Regions from separate parts of the Mus musculus genome. Here region 2 is linked to region 1. The links are chromatin contacts, found by Hi-C or POLR2A ChIA-PET in ENCODE. All regions are on one chromosome and are shown on one strand. The core of a region is the stretch at or near the end of the contact, and the rest is flanking DNA. Distances in the headings are between cores, read along the strand shown.

Region 1 (7,406 bases), core at 788-3,287:
AAATGTATTTCTTTTAGATATAATCTTAAGGGCCAGAAAGGGGCATCAGGAAAAAGTTCACTGTTTCTTCTAAAAAGTTAAAGTAAAACTTGGAGCTTAATACATACTTTTTAAAAATTCACTTTACATCCTATTCACTGGCCCCATCCCAGTCACCCCCTCCCACAATGCTTTCCCCCGAACCCCTCCCCTTCTCCTCTGAGTGGGTGGAGGCCCCCTGGGTACACCCCTACCCTGGCACATAAAGTCTCTTCGAGGCCAGGCACATCCTTTCCCACTGAAGGCAGCCCAGCTAGAAGAACACATCCCATGGGCAGCTTTTGGGATAACCCCCTTCCAGTTGTTTGGGAACCACGTGGAGACCAAACTACACATCTGCTACATATGTGCAGGGAGGCCTAGGTCCAGCCTGTGTATATTCTTTGGCTGGTAGTTCAGTCTCTGAGAACCCTAAGAGTCCAGGTTAGTTGACTCTGTTGGTCTTCCTGTGGAGTTCCTATTCCCTTCAGGGCAGCAATCCTTCCTCCTCTTCTTCTATACGAGTCCCCAAGCCCCATCCACTGTTTGGCTGTGGGTGTCTGCATCTGTATGAGTCAGCTGCTGGTTGGAGCCTCTAAGAGGACAATCATGCTAGACTCCAGTTTGCAAGCATAACAAAGTAAAGGCTGCTCACTCTCTCCCTATCTATTCAGTATAGTACTGCAAGTTCTAGCCAGAGCAATAAGACAGCTAAAAATTATCAAGCGGATACAAATCGGAAAGGAAGAAGTCAAAGTATCGCTATTTTTGGATGATATCATAATATACATAAATGACCCCAAAATCTACCAGAGAACTCCTACAGCTGATAAATTCTGCAAAGTGGCTGCATATAAAATTAACTCAAAGAAATCAGTAGCCCTCCTTTAATACATACTTTTCAAAGTACTTGGGAAGCCAGGAGTGGGGCACTAAATTCATAGCTAGCTGAATGTCTGTGGCTGAGGGCAAGATTAGGGTGGGTGGGGTAAGAACCAAACACAACGAAAGATAAGAACTCTGGATTTCCTGCAGTTTCTGTGCCACCGAGTTTTGGTTTCTTCTGCCTGTCTCTCTCTTACTGAATCACTCCGTAGGTCAAGATCTCCTAAAAAGATGTTTCTCCCCATCTATAGCTTTAACAACTGTTGCAAAAACACTCCGAGCTTCCCCTTTTGTTTTCCTCCCTCTCAGGGGAAGGAAGGGAACCATCCAACCTGAAAAGGTAAAGATTTCATCCTTTCTGCTTCTGATGAAATCGCCCTGCAATTGGTGTGAAGTTCAGGAGAAGGTGTGGCCTGCGCTGCACTTTACAAAACCAGGCCAATATGACCCGGAGGGAAATTCTGATAGCCCAGGAACTCCCCACCACTACCACTAAGGAAATCTCAAAACTCGAGGGGATAACCCCAGTAAACCTCTAACCTTTGGAAATTACTCAGAGCCAAGTACAAACAAGAAAGATGTCTCCCCAGCAGGGAAGGAACAGATTCTGAGGCTGGAGGGGCACAGGGCGGGGGCAGGAGGGGTGGAGTGCGAGGGGGCACCAACAAAGTTCTCTCCAGCCACCCTGGGAGTACCTGCCTCTCACGTGTGTCCTGCATCATCCCGTCCCTACTCTCTACCCCACCTGAGTCGCGGGTGCTTGAAACAGGACACCGGGGCTCCGCTCCCGGAGGCGAGCGCAAGTCTAGGAGCCCAACGCCCGCCGGTAGCACCAGCTAGCCAGTGCTCCCTCGGAAGATCAGCGTGCAGGTGACCAGGCTAGCCCTGGCTCTGCGCCACCCTGCCGCCCTGGCCGCCGTACCTCGGATGTAGGCGCACTTGCCCTCGTCCAGCTGGCTGGAAGCTGAGCCGCCCATGGCCGCGGTGCTGCACGGGAGGCAGAGGACTGACACCAACTGCGCCTGCTGCTTGCCGCTGAAGGTGGATGTGTCAGGGAACTGGCTCTGTAATTAAAGGGCCAACTTCCTTGAGAGGCGTCGCCGGCCCGGGCGCCTCCTCCAGGCCCGCGCCCTCGGAAGATGTGTGGGCTGGCCCGGGGGCTGTCTTCCCGCCCTCGCTGCGCTGGAACCCCGGGGGCTGTCCTAGGAACTCCAGGGAGTAACCATAGTAAAAATACTTTCCTCCTTCTCGAGACTGACTTTTCACCAGTTTGGGGACAGCCCAGACCCATCGTGGAGGGAGTGGAGAGAGCGGACTTCTTCCATGTGACTGTAACTTCTCCCAGATGGAGATTTACAGTCCCACCAGGTGGAGGTCAGGAGCCCTTCCCCTTCCTGTTCTCCAGCCACCTGTCCACAGATCCCCCACTCCCATCCGCATCCCCACCTCCGGAATTCCCTTGCACGGAAGTATGGGAACCTTGGAGAGTCAAAGCTTCTTGTAACCAAGCACTTGGATTTGAGAGATGGGAACTGAAGGGGAAGCAGGGGAGAGAAATGGGAGAAGCCAAGGCCGGTTCCACACACTAAGTAAGCCCTGAACCTGCCTACGACTCCAGGGAGTCTGTCCTGACACCTTAACCTTCAAGTCTTCTTACCACGTGGTTTCTCGTATGCAAGGCCACTATCTCTTCAGCTTGGCCGCCTCAGGCAAGAACACCCTGGGCAGAGGGGTCATCCTGATTTCTTTCTGTTCTTAGTGGCCAGGAGTTTTACAATTCCTATCAACTTAACCAGGCCTAAAGAGGACTTTAAGGCTTCTCCACAGCTGCCTCTAAAGTTAATTCACCAGAACTTTAACACATATTTCTCACAGCTCACACACCGAGTCTCTCGCACCCTGTACACTAGATCATCAGTAAAATCCTGTCGAGTCTAATTTCAAAATATGTCCAACGTCCAGGGAATTCTTACCATCTCCACTGCCCTCGTTTCTCACATTAAGCCTCACAACAGTCTAACCCGGCTCCGGGCTTCAAAGGAAAAGCCAAGGGTCTATTATAGCCTGAGGGGTGGGGGGCTTCCCCTCTCATTTACCAGCGTTTCTGTCTCTGCTCTCTAGGTTCCAGCCCCTGCCCTGCTCGCTCCCCTATGCCAAGGTGAACCACTTGCTCAGTTTTCCTCTCTGGGTGCCTCATTCATTCAACTCTCACAGGCTAACATCTTCAGGCTCATGAACAGAGTGCTGCTAGTAGCATTCCTGGAGCTCTGGGTTTGCACCTCAGCATCTCACAAACAAGGTGTGCCAGTGCGTATCTGCAATTCCTGCACTCTGGGAGGCGAACGAACGCTGGAGGAGTGGGCTACATGGAGAGTCGGAGGCCAGCTTGAGCTACATGAAAAGCAGTATCAAAAAGAGAGAGAGAGAAAAAAAGAAAAAGAAAGGAGGAAGGAAATAAGGAGAATAAAAGGAAAGAAAAAAGAAAAGAGAAGAAAAGCTAACAACACCGAGAGACTTCGCCTGAACCCTCCCTAAACACCAGCCATGGTGGTGTGAGTGTTTACTCCCAGGACTCAGGAGGGACAGGCAGAGGCAGGCGAATCTCTGATTTCAAGGCCAGCCTGGTCTACAGAACAGGTTCCAGGACAGCTAGGGCTACACAGAGAAACAGTCTCAAAACAACAACAAACATACAAACAAACAAACAAAAAACCAACCAAACAAAAAAGTTTAAGGGCCTGCACTCAGTAAAAGCTGGGGTCTCAGTGACTACAGAGTGCTTCTGGGTAGCCACTCAATGATTTAAACCGCTCAGTGTTCAAATCTAAATTTGAGTTTAGAAACGTGACGTCTGATTTATCCTTCTTCTCTCTTTTGTGCAGTCACGGGTGGAAAGATTTGTGTGGAGTAGAATTAACACACTTATTACCTGGCAAATTCAGCTCCAAATCACTGGCTGTCATGTGACCCGGTCAGGTTACCTAACTCTCCTCTTGTGTTAGCTGGCTTTCCTCACTTTCCTTACTGAGGCTAATCTGCTTACAAGAATTAGTGTTTCTTTGGCCCACAGTTCAAAGGCTCAGACAAGGGCCTGGTGGGCACACTGCCTTCCAGCCTGTGTCTGACGATCTATCATGAGGTGCTTTTGGCTTTTGCTTTTATTTACTTATTTGGGTTTTCCCAGCCCACCCCACGGCTTGGTTCTGTGAGACAAGGCTTTGCTATGTAACACAGGCTAACCTGGAACCTACAACTCTCCTGCCCTGCTTCCTATTTTGCTCAACACATCATGACAGGAGAATGTAGTAGGGTTACCGGTCACCTCACAGCAGCTAGGAATCAGCGGGGCGGGTGGGGGGTTGGGAAGAAATCCTAGTATCTCCTTCAAGAACACATTTCCAATAACCTAACTTCCCCTCACCAGACCCCACTCCTAAAGGTTCGACCGCCCTTCTCTAGCTCTACAGGCTGAGGGCTAAAGGTTTCAGTACACGGACATTTGGGGGGACATCCCTATGTGGGCTTGTGATGGTTTGTATATGCTTGGCCTAGGGAGTGACACTACTAAGAGGTGTGGCCTTGTCGGAGGAGGTGTGGCCTTGCTGGAAGAGGTGTGGCCTTGTCGGAGGAGGTGTGGCCTTGTCGGAGGAGGTGTGTCATTGTGGGCTTGGGCTTTAATATCCTAGTCCTAGCTGCCTGGAAGCCAGTATTCTGCAAGCAGCCTTCAGATGAAGATGCAGAACTCTCAGGTCCTCCTGAACCAGGCCTGCCAGGACGCTGCCATGCTTCTGCCTTGATGATAATGGACAGACCCCTGAACCTGTAAGCCAGGTCCAATTAAATGTTGTCCTTATAAGAGTTGCCTTAGTAACGGTGTCTGTTCACAGCAGTAAAACCATAAGACAGGGTTTCTTCATCGGTTATGTGGAGAAAGTTATAGGTGCTTTATGGACTGTTGTCAAAATCAAGTTTCCTCAGGTCTTGGAGCACTTACAAAGGAGCATATAAGGGGGCAATGGGTAGACACTGGGTTATTATTAGCAGGAGAAAGATTGAAAATGAAGGAAGTTTCTAGAATTTGAATTGACCCTTCAAATCATTCATGCTATATCAAGAAAGAAGCAGGTGTTTTCCCCAATCCTGCCCCAAAACAAAGATATATTCTCTTTTAATAGTTTATAGGAAAGAATGATAAATTCATATTTTAATCTCTTTTACACGTATTACAGGTGGGGGTATAAACAACACAGGACCATGTGGAGCACGGAGGACAATTTGCCAGGGTTAGTTGTCTCCTGATCTACTGTGTGATCCCAGGAATTGAACTCAGGCCCTCAGGCTTGGCGCCCTTACCCACTGAACCATGTAGCTGGCCCCGGAAATCTTTTTTTTTTTTGTTTTTTTGTTTTTTTTTTTTTTAATTTCAGCCACACTATTTAATATTTGCAAATCCCAAGTCTCCAATAACTATATGAACCCAGTTCATACAACTCAAACCAGCTAGTTTAGAAATCTCCTGTGAAACATTGGTTTCTGCCTGCATATTTTGCTTTGAAATTGGTTTCTGCCTGCATATTTTGCTTTGAAATAACCTATTTTCCCCTCTTTTATTTTCTCAGACAGTGTTTTTCTTTGTAGTTTTGGCTGACCTTAAACTCACTTTGTAGACCAGGTTGGCCTTGAACTCAGAGATTTGCCTGCCTCTGCCTCCCAAGTGCTGGGATTAAAGGTCCAGCAATCTTGAAATATTCTTAAGACTACTTTTCTCAGATCAGTATCAAAACCTAAAAATATATAATCCATCTACCATAAAATTCACTCATTTGGACAATCTTTTTAAAGAAGAAAAATTTTAATGCATATTTAATACTCTTGGTTGGTTGGTTTTGGGGTTTTGTTTTTTTTTTTTTTTTTTTTTGGTTTTTGTTGTTTTTTCAGATGGAACTTCTGGGTATAGCTCTGGCCACCCTAGAACTTGCTCTACAGACCAGGCTGACCTTTAACTCGCAGATCCTCCTGCCTCTGCCTCCTGATTAAAGTGCTGGGATTAAAGGCATGAGCAACGATCACCCAGCCTATATTTAATGCTCTTGAAGCTTGTGTGCTTGGGGCCTTCCTTGCATGTCATAGAATGATGAGTCCCTTCTTTTCTGGGTTCCCACAGAGAGTTCTCTCTCTCTCTCTCTCTCTCTCTCTCTCTCTCTCATTTAAATGCTTGCACAGCAAGGGCAATCATAGGCTCCTTTGTGTTTCTCTAAGCACCTTGCTCTGCTGGATGAAATTGGAGCTGAAATTCTAGTTGCCCGGTGATGATCTAAGTACCTGAGGTGTTACATCCATGATCCAACCTAATCTTCACAAAGGCCCGGAAGGAAGTGCTCTAGTTATTTTCGCAGATGAGGCTAACAACCATATGAAGTAAATGAGGCTGCTTATAAAACAAACAAACTCACGACTCTGGGCAAAAGAATCAGTGCAGGGGCTAAAAAGATGAACTGTGACTTCAGGTAACCTGGAACACAGATATCCTTAGACACACTCCTTAAACTCCTTACTGTCATTAAATGACATAGAGAAATTGAAATAAAAGTTAGAGATCATACACCCACCAGCCAGTAGCAGTATTTTACATAAACCCAATTAGCAGCTCGATATAAATTCTTACAGATTTATGGATTATAATCATAATAATCCATACATATAAGCATGTACAGCTAGGATTTATAATTACATATAAATTTACAATAGTTATTTATCCAAGTGAAATGGTGTTTTAATATATTCTGGGATGTGTCATAATTTTACCCGGAATATTTCTACTGAAACCAATGTCTAGCTCCAAATGAGTGATGCTTCACTGTATATAAATGGAGTTTAATTCAGTCGGCAGCAATGTATGCATGCATGCATGCCTGTTCCCCTTCTCCCGCGATCACATTACAGATTTTCATGGTATTTATTGTTATTCTATCAGGCATTAGTCTGATATTTCAACTTTTGTCAATTTGAACATGGATGATATTCTGTTGTCCAAATTTGAAACTCTGGAGGAAGACGTGACTTTTCTAGCCACCCATGTGCCGTGCCTTCTTTGGAATTTGGAAGTAGCAGAGGCTGCTGCTGCTCCTCTTGCTGTAACATATACTTCCAACCAAGAAGCACATTCTTCTTGCTTACCAAAACATATTTCCCTGTGCTGTTTTGTTGAGTTTTCACCTTTGAACATTGGGCTCACTGTAGGCAGGTGAGCCAGACAACTGTGGTTCTGATTTTGTGTTTTTATGGGTTTTATGTCTGAGTGTGTGTGTGTGTGTTTGTGTGTGTCTGTGTGTCTGTGTGTGTGTGTCTGTGTGTGTGTTTGTGTGTGTGTCTGTGTGTGTGTGTTTGTGTGTGTGTGTTTGTGTGTGTGTGTCTGTGTTTGTGTGTGTGTGTTTGTGTGTGTGTGTTTGTGTGTATGTGTGTGTATATGTGCTTCTCATGCTTTTCTTTGTTTTGATATTGTT
Region 2 (6,985 bases), core at 214-2,713, 37 kb before region 1:
ACAGAGAAAGGCAAACACTGAAACTCTTCTCCCATATGCCAAATCTATATTAAATTTAAATATACATATGTATCTGTATTTGTGTTTATGTAGGTTGTGAAACTAGAAAGAAAATCAAAACACTTTAGGTAATGAATATAATGTAAATGAAAATAATTTTATTATTATTGTGTGTGTGGTATGTGCATGTGAGTGCACATGTATATTCATGCACATAGGAAGGCCAGAGGTCACCTTGGGTGTTGTCCTCAACCACTCCCCATCTTATTTTTAAAGATAGAGGATCTCTCTGAACCCGGGACTTTCTTTTTCAGCTTTGTTGGCCAGTGAACCCCTGCAATCTACCTGTTTCCGCCCCCAAACACTGGTTTTATTTAGAAAGAAATTCATTCAAATGCACCATTATGAGCCATTCTTGGAATGGAATTTTTACTAAACATAGTGCCAGTAGGCTCAAGTTGAGCTGTTGGCACTTAACAGTTCCTGGAGAAGGAGACATGTTTTGCTCTAGATCTTAGGTTAACATTTTGAAGACCCTTGATTCAATGATTCAATTGGTGTGCCTACATTTGGGTCTTGGAATTTACCCACCAGTTGCTTATTTGTTTGTTTGGTTTTTTTAACCCATAATGAGTCCACACATTGTGAAGTATTTTGCCCTTCTTGTTCTCGCTCTCATCCTGGTTTCCAGTAAGAGTTTTGTACATGGCCACTTCATACACTGTCAAGAAGTCAGCCTTAGGACCACTGGAATGTTGTGTCTCTCTGGCTTTTGAATATAATATTTGCATCTTCTCAAATCCATTCTTACTCAAGCTCAAATTCAATCCAGTCTCTGCAGAAGGACAAATGAGGAGAACTGTGACTCTTGACTTCAAGGCTTTTCAACCAGGACAGCGTTTCCCATTGTGCTTTGCTTTAGTCTCCATCCATCTTAGCTCTCTCTCCTCACACCATACTTCTTAATAAGTCTTGGACATAGGTTCCAGCAAGAACTCACTCACCTGGGCAGGAGTGACCTGGGGACGATTAATTACTCACTGAATCAAATGGCTGAACCTGCTGAGTTTCAATATGTTTGCCTACATCAAGTTTCTTATGAGATCCCCAGAAAACGGTGATCTTATAAGATCATCGCTTAATGGTCCACAGAGAATGACTCAGAAAGGAAACACAAGTCCATCTGTGAGTTTTCAAGGCCTATGAACGTCTTGCCTCTGTTATCTTCATCACTTGAGGTAGATCCACATTGTAGCAGATGGGAGCCCTTCAGCTGTACTGAGCCTAGCAGCTCCTTTCCCAGGAGCCCAGGGAACCAGAGACCCAGCCCACTTGTCCTTTCCAGCCTCAGAGCATTCCTGTTCAGTCCAGCTAGAGCGTCACACCCTGCCATAATGGAGGCCTGGAGAAGGGCCAAGGTCAGTGAGCTTGTGAGGGTTTCCACGGATGTGGCTGACCAGTGAGCTCAGAGAGAGCTTCCTTGTAGCCCAAAGTATAATTTGAACTTTTATGAGAAGGAGGTCAGATGTTTTGGATAAATATTACTTCAGCTTCACAGACCCAGTGTCTCTAGTGACGGTCTGCTCTGCTGCCTGCTGACGTTCTCGACGGTGCCCCTGCCTTGTTGCAGACCTCAGTCTGCAGCCTGCTGTTGCTGCTGAGCTGTGATCCTGAGAAGACCCCAGGTTAAGTGAATCAGAGCAGCAGAGCTACCCCAAGTCACGCCTGAGAGCAGAGAAGGAAGGGTGGGGACTATGCTGAACCTGTAGACTACTGCTCAGGTGCAAGGGAACATGAACATCGATCAACACAAAGTTTTAAGATGGATTTGGAAGTACCCTACAAAAGCATCCTGAAAAACTTTCGGTGGCCTCTTAATTCTGCTTAGCCCACAAATGCCTCTTTGAAAGCAACCCAGGGCAGAGGTCGCAGAGCTTCAGATTTGAGAGAAACTGGTGTGATGGTTAGTTTTGATTGTAAACTTGCCTTAATCTAGAATCACCTGAGAAGAGTCTCAAATGGGAACAACATCTAGATAAGTTGGCCTGTGGGCATGGCTGTGAGGGATTTTTCTTAATTAGATTAATGCAGGAGGAGACATCCACACTGAAGGTGGGCAGTGCCATTCCCTAGGCTTGTATCCAGGACTATGCAAATGTAGAGGGGGCGGAGCACAAGTAACCATCCATGTGTTTATTTTCTCTCTGCTCTTGACTGTGGATGTGATTAGCTGCCTCAGGTCCCTGTCTTGACTTTGTTGCAATGATAACTATGACCTGAACTTGTAGCCAAATAAAACCTTTCTCTCTTGAAATTGCTTTTGTTGTGGGGTCTCATCACAAGAACAGACAGTAACAAGCACACTCAGCTACCGTGGACTCCCACCTACACCTGTGACTGGCACACAAATAGGAAAGCTTAGTCTACTTAAAGGTTTGCACTTCTGCTAAATTGACTAAACCACATGAACCTGTCCTCCAATCCTACCCAAATACAAGTGCGCTCCCAGATTCCATCACGAGGTAGTGAAAGGCAGTGTAGTGTATATTCTTAAGAAATGCAAGTATGCTCTGCCTGAACTATGACAGGCTGGCGTCTGAGGAAGAAAGACTCGAGGGCTCACAAATTCCAACAGTCCAGGGGAAGATCCTCTCCCTCTTTGATACACTGAAAAGTGGAAGCTGAGAACTTTCCAAGAGAAAGCAAATGACACTCAACCTGGTCTCCCATACTATTGCGTCTTGCTGCCTGTTCCCTGTCGCGGATGCGATGAAGCACACTTAGCTGTTTCAAATGACAGAAACATGTTCTTCCTTTGCTCTGGAAGTCAGCCATCTAAGCCAGAATCACGGGGGTAAAAATCAAGGCAATGGCATATTTAATGCAAGGGGTAACCTGTCCTTCACATTTTCCATATTTGGTGACAGCTGTCACTCTGACTTGTGTCTTACTCCGTTCTGCCTCAGTCTTCATGTTACCTCTGTGTGCATAGCACATGGGTACAGGTCTGTCCCCCTTCCTCTACCTTTCTCTTCTCGGGATTCATGTGGTTATGTAAATAATCTCATCTCAAGGCTAGGCTTAGTTTGTTTTGGCTTTGGGAGCCTTGATTGCATGTAACCCAGGCTGGCCTGGAACTCCTTACGTAGCTAAGAATGACCCAAACTTCTGATCCTCCTGCTTCTACTTCTTAATACATGACCATGCTAATTACTACACCCAAACTTTGATCTCAAGATCTTGAATCTGGAAAATAGAATTTTTTTTTTCAAATAAGGTAATGTTGGGAGAATCTGGGAACCATTTTGAGGGATATTCTTCAGCCCTTATATCACAACAACAACAACACTTATGCCCACTGTGAATATTAAACATATTCTCAAATAAAGAAACCAAGGTTCTCAGAGCTATGGAGGTCACACAACACTCATTGTCTCATTTCTACTTAAAAGTCCCTCTTAGGGTTGGGGACTAGATACCATGGTAATGGATGATGATGTCAAGACGAAAGGTGGGTCTGTGAGAATAGTGTAAATGAAGAACAGGCAAGCAATGGCACACCATGGTGAAGGAAACATGGTGTTGTGGGAGCTGACACAACTGAGCAAGGTGATGAGAGGTGTGAGCATGGCTTGTGAATGGTGAAGAATGTGGTCCCAATCCCAGCTTACTGTTTCCTACTGTGTGGCCTTTGGAATATTGCTTAAGTTCTTTGAGCTTCATTTTTCTCTTACCTGTAAAGTGGAGCCAAAGACTGCTCACTCTAAACAACTACCACGAGAACTAAGCAATAGGATACATATACTAAGTAAATGGCACAAATACCAGGCGCATCTAACTCTGCAGGAGGGCCGGAGGCAGCGTGATGGTGAAAAAGAGCCGGAACTCAAATGCTTCAAGTATATGCATGCTTGGGAGCAGTCTGGAATGGTGTAATCAGGAGGAGAGTAGAGAGATGAGGCTACGGAGGTAGGCAGGAATAAGGTTGATTTCTAATGGGGAAGTCACAAGCTCAAATTTTATAGGCATATCAAGGGTAGTTTGGGGAACACATACACAAATAAGTGTTAGGGAAGCCAATGGTGCAGTAACCCTACTAAAAGGGTATTATTTAGCACAAAGTTGGGCAATGACATAAAAACAGATAAAAGACAATTCAAGAGAATTTCTGACATTAGAATTTATATGTAGTGGTGGGCTGTCTGGAGCAGAGGGAGGAGACAGGATGGCCTAAAATGTCTCGTGTTATAGCTGACTAAAAGCAGTTCCTCTCCTCTCCTCTCCTCTCCTCTCCATTTTCTCTTATTTGTCTTTATGCCTTTTCTTTCTTTCTAATCAAAACCAATTTTTTTCTTGTAAATGTAAAAAGAAGGCCAAGCTGAGACACAAATAGCAATGCCCGTCGGACACATTTTTCAGCTTTCCAGGGGTTGTTTGGACATCATGAAGCCACTGTATTTAAATTCTGCTAGCCTTTTACATTAAAAAATGTGGCAACTATGATGGACTTCTCAAGTTAAGGCACACTTCTTGTCAATAAGAAATTATAGAATATCAACAGGACTTAGTTGTCAATACACACACAACTTTATACACCGAGTCTTAGGTTCTACCCAGTAATCGTGAACAGCATCCCAAGATCAGTTGCTAAACAGCATCTTAAAGAGCTGGTTGAAGCTGTTATATCACGACTTGGGTCCGTTACACCACTGAACAACCATTGACTAATCTGCTTCTGTAGCAAATCGATTGCCAGTTTCCCCAGGAAGGATTATGCGTTGTTTGGACTTCATGAGAAGTTTGCCTGTCTCCTGCAGACTAACATCGTTCAACATTCAAGGCAAGTGTTAAGCTCTCATTATATGCAGTAGAACTAGATGCTACAGAATTCTAAAGAAGAGTTTGGTACAAAGGTGAAGTTTGTCCAGGGCAGAATAAACTGGACACCATGTAAGCACTATATATAAAAAAAAAGGCTCAGAGTTCAGAGGAGAGTTGCAGTCCCAGGGGGGTAACAGAAGGCAAACACAGAAGGAGAAAAAAAAAAATCTTAGGCAGATGGAACTGATGGAAAAAAACAGAGAGAGGTGACAGAGTCAAGACTGCTCCCTTTCCTGTCTACTCCCAGAAGAGCGTGAGCCTCTCACCCAGGTTCCTATCCCTAAAATATGTCACCTCCTTTCAGGTTCTCCTAGCCTCTTCTCCCCGAGGGGTTTCCACTCGGGGTTTCCACTCATAGCTTACTGCCCATAAGCTTTCTCCATCCTTTTTACATAGAATTTAAAGTTTCCTTTTGGAGAATTCACAAAGCTCCTGGGGGTGTATTTTAAAATATATCTGTTGTGCTGGTGATGTATGCACAAAGCCACGGGCTAGTTCTCTAGCACAAAATAAACCCAAGTTTATTAGTGTACTCCCATAATCCCGGCACTCAGGAAGCATGGGAAGTTTACAGCCAGCTTAGGCTACATGAATCTCTGTCTCGAAATATAAGATAAAATATATTTAACATAGAATGACTGATAAAAGTTACTGCTCTTTCTATTTCTAGGCTCGGCATAGCACTGAGAAGATGCTGAATCAACTAAAATTGGTTGGAAGTATTTTAGAAGGTGAAATATTAGGAGAAAATGTCCAATAGGTGAATGGGTTTTTTTTTTTAAGTTAGGTTCAGAAGAAAATTGTGCAAGAGTAAGTTGTAAGAGTTGAGTGCACAGTGGGCTCTCAGGAGTGACACTAAAAGGACAGACAGACAGGCAGGCAGGCAGGAAGGGAGTGAAGGGACCAACAATGGCCTCACACTTCCCAATCTGGAGAAGGAAAACTGGGGAGAGAAGATGAAGGAAAACCAAGCGCTACAGTAAGTGAGGTGATGGCTTGTCTTCTCCAGCACCACGAGGAAGAAGTCAGAGAAAAGAGATTTCACAAACAGAAGCCATTAGTAATATGATCACCAAAAAAAAAAAAAAAAAAAAAAAAGAGCCAGGTACAGGGTGGTGGGCAGACCAATGAAAATAAACAATATAAAACTCTCATCTGGAGAAAACATAAACGTTGGCGATGGAGGATTGTGGAAGTCCTGGGTGGTCCTCGGGAAGTCAATGACTCAGAGGAGCAAGTGGGGGGGGGGGGGGGACTCTGGCAGTGGGGCAGAGACTGAGATGAAGAGACATACAGAGATGTGAGGGGTGCAGTTCCTTTCCATAAGGAGAAAACAATGCAGCAGGATCTCTAGATGCAGAAGACAGGAAATGATGAGGAGTCATGCTAATTAGCATTATGGGGCAGCATGAGAAACTGGCTATTTACAGCCAGTGCTAGCAGGAGAGCCTGGGCAGCCAAGACCCCAGAAGTGTGGCTGGACCCCAAGACTGGCCAAGAGTCTCCCATCGACAGCCTGGTTTTTGAAGAAATGAGTGATCATATAAAAAGATATATTTTAGGGAACAAATTTCCTTAAATTACTTTAGCAGACTTAGCCACCACTCAGAGCTCTTTAATTTCTTCACATTGAGGAAAACCAAAAACTCCTCTCACATCACTCAGCAATACAGCTTTAAAATATAGGAAAGTGTCACACCACCTCCAGTAGGATCTGTGTGACAAGTTCCCCAGACTGAGGCGATCGACCTCAAAAGGGGGAGGCCTCCTGGAACCGGTTGTGGGACGCTTCGCTGGAGAAAAAAATATTGAGCCGTAGTTCTCATGGCAATCTATCTGTTTTGTTTTCTCTTATTCCTTTTCTTATTTACATGTTCCTGGGAGCCTAGGCCAAGGTTTTATGCGAGAATAATGGGTAAGAAACCATCCCTAGAGATGGGGCCACTAACATGACCTCATCCCCAGGGAAACCAACGCTTTACTTTCTAAATCATTTACAAAACTATTATGATAGATAAAAACTTTCCCAACAATAAAATTTCATATGGCTACACGTGTGTCATCGGAGGTGGATTTTGGTATATGGTAAAGAAAGCCTTAATTA

The links. A loop is a pair of places that touch in the nucleus more often than their neighbours do. ChIA-PET counts read pairs that join two places held with the same protein, here RNA polymerase II (POLR2A).
Region 2: a loop to region 1 is called in a map of heart, with 2.1 times the contacts of the local background. The contact joins the enhancer-like site here to the promoter of Niban1 in region 1. A Hi-C loop is called at or near these places in 4 of 37 maps with a recorded cell type or tissue (all heart). POLR2A ChIA-PET finds 5 or more read pairs at or near these places in 1 of 5 experiments (Patski).

What each region holds. Positions count from the first base shown.
Region 1 is chr1:151,566,004-151,573,409 of GRCm38, reverse strand. Niban1 (niban apoptosis regulator 1) reads right to left here and starts at 2,037. Exons shown (of 14, transcript NM_022018.3): 1 at 1,826-2,037. The coding sequence starts at 1,880.
Region 2 is chr1:151,602,545-151,609,529 of GRCm38, reverse strand. The region is part of intron 1 of Niban1 (niban apoptosis regulator 1); the gene reads right to left. Among named protein-coding and RNA genes, the nearest start is that of Niban1, 35 kb to the right of the region's middle. Within about 2 kb of position 1,463, at least 1 of the 3 ENCODE cell types and tissues checked has a DNase peak (open chromatin) inside an H3K27ac peak, as active enhancers do.